Linked DNA regions of Homo sapiens: regions 1 and 2 are each linked to region 3. The links are chromatin contacts, found by Hi-C in ENCODE. All regions are on one chromosome and are shown on one strand. The core of a region is the stretch at or near the end of the contact, and the rest is flanking DNA. Distances in the headings are between cores, read along the strand shown. Region 1 holds the start of PPP2R5A (protein phosphatase 2 regulatory subunit B'alpha). Region 2 holds the start of NEK2 (NIMA related kinase 2). Region 3 holds the start of CENPF (centromere protein F).

The links. A loop is a pair of places that touch in the nucleus more often than their neighbours do. Pooled maps may share reads with other maps.
Region 1: a pooled map shows a loop between it and region 3 (14-fold over the local background). The contact joins the promoter of PPP2R5A here to the promoter of CENPF in region 3. A Hi-C loop is called at or near these places in 7 of 50 pooled maps.
Region 2: a loop to region 3 is called in a pooled map, with 10 times the contacts of the local background. The contact joins the promoter of NEK2 here to the promoter of CENPF in region 3. A Hi-C loop is called at or near these places in 6 of 50 pooled maps.

Annotation. Positions count from the first base shown.
Region 1 is chr1:212,284,025-212,286,724 of GRCh38, forward strand. PPP2R5A (protein phosphatase 2 regulatory subunit B'alpha) reads left to right here and starts at 1,386. Exons shown (of 13, transcript NM_006243.4): 1 at 1,386-2,267. The coding sequence starts at 2,087. LINC02608 (long intergenic non-protein coding RNA 2608) reads right to left here and starts at 997. Exons shown (of 4, transcript NR_125984.1): 1 at 955-997. RefSeq lists an enhancer at 899-978 and a silencer at 1,149-2,118.
Region 2 is chr1:211,674,245-211,676,944 of GRCh38, forward strand. NEK2 (NIMA related kinase 2) reads right to left here and starts at 1,377. Exons shown (of 8, transcript NM_002497.4): 1 at 1,140-1,377; 2 at 52-269. The coding sequence starts at 1,235. NEK2-DT (NEK2 divergent transcript) reads left to right here and starts at 1,518. Exons shown (of 4, transcript NR_148994.1): 1 at 1,518-1,622. RefSeq lists enhancers at 1,081-1,340, 1,363-1,657.
Region 3 is chr1:214,601,932-214,604,631 of GRCh38, forward strand. CENPF (centromere protein F) reads left to right here and starts at 1,264. Exons shown (of 20, transcript NM_016343.4): 1 at 1,264-1,390. RefSeq lists a silencer at 1,158-1,367.

The DNA.
Region 1 (2,700 bases), core at 136-2,635, 2.3 Mb before region 3:
CAGAAACGCTGCTGAGGTTTGAACCTCCTTGACTGGGAGGATTATGTACAATTTCACCGCCCAGCAAATCTGAAGGAGGAAATGTTTTGAGGATAGTATGTTTGGTTCTAGGTCTAGAATTCAACTTCCTGCCAAATTTGGAATCTTCTGTACATATGCATCAGGTGGCTTCGTTTAAATATACGACAATTACTTTTATTATGTTGAAAGGAAAAGGTCTGGAGCTCGAGGGAGGGGATTACAGATTTGGGTCCATTGGCGCAAAGGGAGGCTGACTGTTCAGATTAATAATTATTAACGGCCACCGTATGGAAAGCACTGCACGAAAAACTAAGATGACCAGTCCTCGTCCTTAAGAAATTCAAAATCTAGACGGAATCTCCAAGAAAGAGATTCCGGTAAGAGTACATGGCAAGCCTCCATATCCACACACCACTGACCAATGAATTTGTACTCTTCTCGTTGGAGTAGTTGAGGGCCTTTGGCTCAAGGAGGGGTGAAAATTAGCAGGATACTAAATTGGGAATGAGAAATCTCTTTTTAGAGGGCGTGGACTTGCAGAACTCTTTGAAGCAGCAGATGCTAGACTGCCCAAACCCCACGCGAGAGTAGCTCTCTGGAGTTGCGGAGTCCGAACCTCCCAAGAGCTACAAATTTATTCCGCAACTACCAATTTTGCGGTTTGGGGCCAGTAAGGCGCCAAGACCCGCCCAGGTGTCCAGACCTCGCAACGATTGGACGAGCTCACCTTCTCGCCTTCCCCGGGCCCCTCGCCCGTCAATCACACTGCTTGCTCGCCACCTGACCTCTGCTGCGCCCCCTTTCAGTGGTGTAACACCTGGCGCTCTTTCGCGCCCCAGCCCTCCGGCGCCCCACCAATCGCTTCAGTTCTTCATTGGCCAGCAGAGAGGTGAGGGAAGGGAAGGGGCGCTCTATTTTGCTCTCTGAACGCACCCTCTCAAGTTTCCCAGTCTTCTCGTAGACGGTCAGGAGAGCAATGACAGCCTGGAGCAGTCGCGCGTGAGCGCAAAAATGCCCGCTGGTGGAGGAGCGCTTCCCCTCCCTCCCAAGCGATTTGCCGCATTTGTTCTGACGCAGGGGCACCCCGCTCGCCGTCTTCACTTACGATTGGCTGTGGCCGAAGCCCGTCACACAGCCCGCCCCACTCCTCTGCCTCAAGAGGCCGCACCTCACGCCGTCGCTGCCGCTTAGCCGTGTGATTGGCTAAGAGGGCTGGCATGCTTTCCCGCCCCCTCCCCCGCCGCCGCACCAAGAGGCGGGCGGGACCCCGCGGAAGTTGTCAGTCAAACTCCTCCTTCCCACCCCTTGCGAGGCCCCTCCCCGGGCCGCGCGCCCTGGCGCGCGCACACGCGCACACACTCCCCAGTCGCCTGTACCAACCACCTTCTCAAGTTGTAGCGGTCGCTCGCCTGGGGTTCTCCGTGGGCGGCCGACGGGCGCGTGGGGGAGGGGGTTCGGGCCGCCCAGCGCGGCAAGGAGCGAGTGTGTGCACGCAGAGGGCCGGGGCTACGGGGCAGCGCCCCGGGCGATGAGGGGCCGGCGTTGACCGGGAAGAGCGGGCACCGCGGCAGTGGCTCCGAGGGGACCCGCGATGGCAGCGCCCTGAGAGGAGGCTCCAGGCAGGGCGGGCTGCGCTGGCAGCGGCCGCTGAGGTGCTGGCCGGCCGGCTGGCTGGCGACGGGGGCAGAAGCGACGAGAGGCGCGCTCGGCACCCGCACCCCCGTGCCCCCGCCTCAGTTGTCTAAACTTCGGGCTCTCTTCCACCCGCTCTGCGCGCCCAGAGTCAACAACTTCTTCACCCCCCTCCGCCCCCGCCCTTCCCTCCGTCAGCCCCGGGAGCTCGCCGCGCGCCGGGGACCAGGAACCTCCAGCGCTGAGATGTGGCCGTGAGGCGTTGGCGGGCGGCGAGGAGAAGCTCGGCGGCGTCCCGGGGCCGGAGGGCCGTGGGGCCGGGGCGCAGGGGCGCGAGCACCCCGCGCCTCTCCCCCGCCTCCTCCTGCCGTCTCCGCCGCTGCCCGTGCCTTGCAAGCAGCAGCCGGAGCTGCCAAGCGTCAGGGCCGCGGAGATGTCGTCGTCGTCGCCGCCGGCGGGGGCTGCCAGCGCCGCCATCTCGGCCTCGGAGAAAGTGGACGGCTTCACCCGGAAATCGGTCCGCAAGGCGCAGAGGCAGAAGCGCTCCCAGGGCTCGTCGCAGTTTCGCAGCCAGGGCAGCCAGGCAGAGCTGCACCCGCTGCCCCAGCTCAAAGGTAACCTCCGAGGGCGCAGCCCCAGCAGCGAGCGCAGGGGCTGGCAACGCTTGCCTCTGCGCCAGCAGAGCCATTTCCTGCTGGGTTTCTCCTGCTCAGTTGGGACTGGTAGTGTGTGAGCCGAGTTCCCCACAATGCCTTGGCGTCACCTCACGCCCTCCTCCTTATTCAAACAGGTTTTCTGTGAAGTCTTGGCTGTTTCCTTCTAATTCCCACCTGAACTCTTTCCATCCTAGGGGAGGCCAACACCCTTCCCCACCTGCGCGCTTGCTTAACCTGCACTTCCTATCTTGCGTCCCGTGAAGTAGAGTCCTTCACTCCTCTTCCAGGTTTGCCCTTTCCCGGTCTTGCTTTAACAACCGCACGAACCTTCCCCGACCTTCACTTTCCCGAGTGTCAGCTCCTCTGTTCGGCCACTTTTAGCTAGTCCTTT
Region 2 (2,700 bases), core at 127-2,626, 2.9 Mb before region 3:
TAAATGAAACTAGACCAATTTCAGCTTACATTTTTAAAAGATTATGCTTACCTTTCCTTGGTTCCCTTTGTAATTACACTAGCCAGATCCCCTCCTTCACAATATTCCATTACAATGTACAGTGTTGTATTGGTCCGGTCAATAATCCGATCATAGTAACGAACGATGTTTGGATGTTTCAGTTCACGAAGCAAATTCACTTCAGAAACAAGCATCTGTTTCTCAGCTTCTGTCATGGAGCCATAGTCAAGTTCTTTCCAAACTAATATCTGAAATAAGAATTTCCAAGGTATGAATGAACTCATTATGCTCAAAAACAAAGAATGAAAGTTCCAAGATTTAACAAATTACCTCCCTTTTAATTATATCCTACAATCAAGGTCATTATCTAATTTAGTTCAATGAACTTAAGGAGCTGTGAGTTTACTTCCATAATCTTCCTCCAGTTCTAAGCAGTAAATGTATGTTGTGGGGAGACAAACGGGAATGAGGCACATGAGGACTCCCCCAACCCCTACCCTCAGTTGGTTAGTGGGAAGTTGGCTAAAAGGTACTATAGTCAAAATTGGGGTGAAGGTGGTCAAAGTCCCTGCCCCATTCCACCCCAGTCGTGTTTTCCCAGGATGAGACACCTTGGTAAAGATCCCTCCATCAGCAGCCAGGCAGTTTCCTGTCCAATGTTACTTTCTGTAAAAGTTCTACCTATATACATTGGGAAATATGAATCCAATAATCCTAATAATGGATATTTTGAGGGAGTCTGACTGCAGATACAAAGCTTCGGGTTCTGGTAGTCCTGCCCCTTTCTTGTGCCTGAGAGGGCCACTCTTAGAGCTCTAAAAACAGCTCAGGAATTAGTTACCTGTCACCAATGGAAGGTCCTTAGCAAGCCAAAGCAGGAGAAAGAGAGAAATGGGGAGAGAAACGGGAAAAGATGGAAATACATATATCAAAAGAAGCGGTCTCCCATCCTTTAAGCCACCCAGGACAGGCTGTCAGATGCAGACCCAGGAAAGACGGTTTAGTCTTCCGGGCACCCATTTCCTCAGCCCTGTCGGTTCCCTTCGGTGGCGCAGGGCGCTCGCCCCGAGGCGACGAAACCTAAGCAGGGGCAGGCGCAGGGTAGGTCCCACGCTCACCTTGCCATCACTCTTCCTCCGGATCTTCTGGCAGCGGCCGTAGGAGCCTGTGCCAATGGTGTACAACACTTCATAGTCCTCAGCCCGGGAAGGCATGGCCGGCCAGTCGCCAGAGTCGCGCTGCCTCACGCAGGTTGCGCCGCCAAGTGCGGAGCTCCAGGGACCAGGAACTCCAGGGACCTGGATGGAGAAGCCCCCGAGCAGCACTGACCCGCCACCCCTGCCTTGGGCCCCGTTTAACCGTCGCGGGCCCTGATCTCGCAGTCTATTGGCAGGCGGTGGGCCGCTTCGCCTCTCTCATTGGCTAAGAAGAACACAACAATACCCTAGGCATTTTGGGAAAAGTGTCACTAGGCAACCGCGTCGGCGTCTGCTTTTAACCTGTGGGAGAACCCGGCGAGCTAAGCCAAACGGAGGGCGGGAGAGAGGAAGCGGCAGCTGGCGCCTCTCGGCAACTCTAACCCTCTGATAGAGATCGCCAAGGTAACCGAGATCTAAGGTCCTCCCCTCAGGCTTCTTTGCACACCGCTTCCACCAGATGCCTTCTGACCTTTGCACTCTGGCCCCTCACACTACCTACTCTCCCCGGCACACGCATTCCTCGCTCAGGTTCCAGTACCCTGAACCTGGGTGGGGTCACGTTGAGGATATGCTGAGAGCTGAATACAAATTAGAAATACAGACTCCCGGGTGGGCGCGGTGACTCACGCTCGCCCGTAACCCTAGCACTTTGGGAAGCCGAGGTGGGTGGGTCGCTTGAGCCCAGGAGTTCAGACCAGCCTGGGCAACAGGGCAAACCTCGTCTCTACTGAAAATACGAAAATTAGGCCGGGCGCTGTGGCTCACGCCTATAATCCTAGCACTTTGGGAGGCCGAGGCGGGCGGATTGCTCGAGGCCAAGAGTTCAAGACCAGCCTGGCCAACATGGCGAAACCCCGTCTCTACTAAAAATGAAAAAAAAAAAAAAAAAAGTAACAGAGCATGGGGTTGCAGGCCTGTAATCCCAGCTTCTTGGGAGGCTGAGGCATGAGGAATTGCTTGAACCTGGGAGGCAGAGGTTACAGTGAGCCGTGCGCCACTGCACTCCAGCCTGGGCGACAGAGTGACACCCAGTCTCCAAAAAAAAAAAAAAAAGGAGAAATACTGTCGCTCTCCTACCAAGTACTTTACACGTCTTGTCCCGTTTATGTGTGCCAAATACACAATTAACCCTATCGACAATACTTCATTGAACACAGATTCTCTTTTACGCACCCACACACCAACGTTCTCAGCTTACCCAGCCAAATGAACAGCCCCATGTTTACCAGGGAAGGAGGACTTAGAGGCCTCCATCCAGGGCTTGTTAGAGGAATATGTAAATTACCAGAAAGCTAATAATTTGGAAATGCATGAACAGGCCAGTTTTCTTTAAATATCTGTTCAGCAAAGGATTAAAAGACACCTGATTTTCTATTAATAAGAATTTAAAAGCTCTTTATGTAAAAATAAGGGACTTATTACATGCCCTGAATATAACATAAGATAATTGGAATTGCCAACCAGGAGAATTTTTAAATTA
Region 3 (2,700 bases), core at 14-2,513:
AAATTCTAAAACTACCAGACACTAGACTGATCATGGCAATGTCTGACAAAAGTTTTCCTCCCCTACCTGCTCTCTCCCCTCCCTTTGGGGATTCGAAGGTAGAAGATAGTAAGAACAAGGCCTTTCCCCAAATAGCAGTTTTATCTCCCAAGATGATCTGGATTTTAAATTACTATGTGCAAAGTTACTAGGGATGCAAAAATGAATTAAAACAGATTTTACTGTAAAGGAATTTTTGAGTCTGATGGGGGAGTCAGACGTAGACATAAATACAAGACAAGACACGGCGAAAATCCTAAACATGAAGTTTGCAAGTTCCAGGAAAGGTCTAGGAAATAATTATCTCTAAGGAGTGGGTGGGATTAGGGAGGTTTTATAAAAAAAGTGACACTTGAATTGGGTACTGCAGGAACAGTCTAATGAAAGGTAAAGTCAGGGGGCTGGAAAGTTTGGTACCTATTGAGGCAGACAACAGCATTAGAGATCTATTACTTTAACAATTAATTGTTTTGCTTCTGCCTTTAGAAGCTTATTTATAGTTTAATAGGGAAATAAAACGAGTATATAACATACATAGAAAACTAGTGGGCTTCACGAAAAGCATTACACCCCGTTTTGAGGATTCTTCTGAATTTTAAATTCTGATGCAGTGTCCTCCCCCCACGCCTTAATCCCGGAAAATAAGTGTTCAGAATCACGTCTTAGAAATATGAACCATAAAGGACAGCATTTAAGAGCGACATCCTGCATTGCGTAGATTCAATTTCAAATTACTGTACTTAGCTTCTATGAGCCTGTTAACTTTTTAATAAAATGAGGATAATACTTTCCTCAAAGAATTGTTAAGAACGACACCGGATAAAGAATGCATGACAAACACAGCACCTAGTATCTATGTCCTAAATTTACGTTTAATTAAGTAGATTGGTACGTGCAGTTTAAAAGAGGTTTCACCAGGCAGCACAGTTCCCCTGGCTGTAGGCGATAGACCACGCCTTCCTAATCAGCGGGCGCATTCCCTGACTTTTGCGGAAATAGCGGTCCAAAACCGCGTCTAGCATTAGCAAAAGCACGTGGTCTCCGTCTCCCCGCAACAACAAAAAAGAACAGTAAACTCCGGCGCAGGCACCTCCAGTAGAGGGCTTGTTTTTAAAATCCATCCGAAAGGGCCAATCAGACGCGGCAGTCTGAGTGCGCAGGCGCGGATTGGTCCGCAGCTACTTAGAGTGACCAATAGGCGTGGAGGTAAGTTTGGTTGAGACCAGAAGCGGGCGAATTGGGCACCGGTGGCGGCTGCGGGCAGTTTGAATTAGACTCTGGGCTCCAGCCCGCCGAAGCCGCGCCAGAACTGTACTCTCCGAGAGGTCGTTTTCCCGTCCCCGAGAGCAAGGTGAGCGTCCTGACTGGGTCCGGATCCTGGCCCTGGCGGCGGGCGGTAGGCGGCGGGCGGCGTGGGGGTGCCGCTGGCTTTTTGCCGGCGGGTACTGGGCGGGGAGGCCTCTGGGATCACTCTCCCGGCCCTGTAGGTGCCGGGGACCGCCCCCTCCCACCCGACCGAACTGGAGAATCCGCCCCGGGATGTGGTTCGTAGGGGTGTCTGCGCCCTTCTGCTCGGGTTCAAACTGGTCTCGGATTAGTGTCCCAGACCCTACTCGGTCACGGACTCACACTTTAGGGGATCATTTTCTTCCTCCGTAAAAGAATTGGAGATGACTAGGTATTTCCAAGCCGCCTTCCCAGTCCCGTAACCAACCTTATTGAAATTCAGGCCCTGGTCCTTTGTTTTATTGAGTAGATGTAAGCTTGAGTTTTGATCTGGTTGGCGACGTGGGGTGCCTATGGTTAGTTACGCGAGCATTTCTCTTTCCCCTCTCTTCTTCCTCCCGTCCACATTTTTTTTTTTCTTTTTTTAAATAGAGATAGGCCTCCCTATATTGCCTAGGCTGGTCTGGAACCCCTGGGCTCAAGGGATCCTCCCGCCTTGGCCTCTGTAAGTGCCAGGATTACAAGCATGAGCCACTACGCCCGGTCCTCCCTTCCACATTTATTTGAACGCGCCTGTGTGCCCGGCTCGGCTGTGTAATGAGGACCCAGAAATAAAAGGCATGGGTCGTGTCCTTGAGCCTGACCTAGAGGAGAAGGCAGGGTTATCATTCTCAGACCCAGCCTTGGTACAGTGCACGGGGACTCTGGCTTTTTGGAGGAGGTGGGGAATTCTGACAACGGGAAAGCAGTGGTGGAGGTGGGGCAGGAGGAGGTCACACAAGAGCTTCCTTGGGGACTAAGGGACTGGGTAGTTCGGGCATGAAGAGTGCCCTCCACGTATTTAAGAGATAAAGATACAGCATTTTCTGGAAAGGACAATAGTCCTGCAAGTCCTCCATGCAGGAACCTTCATCCAGGGCTTTTCTTCACTCCCCACCTCGATTCCCTGTTCCTCAAAAGTAAACTTCTGGGTTTATTTTTTTGTTCTTTTGCCCCAATGGCCCAATACAGGTGGCTGATAGCTGATCCCTTAATGGGCCAAAATCTGCTCTAATCACAGTTAGCTTGGTCTACATCTATATTGTTCTCTATCTTAGACTTTGGAATGGAAAAGCATTCAGCTTGCCAGTCTTCTTTATGTTTATTCCCCTCATTTTCTAATCATCTTTCTAAATTGCTCCTTTTTATATTCTGTTGGCTATAGCATCTTGATGT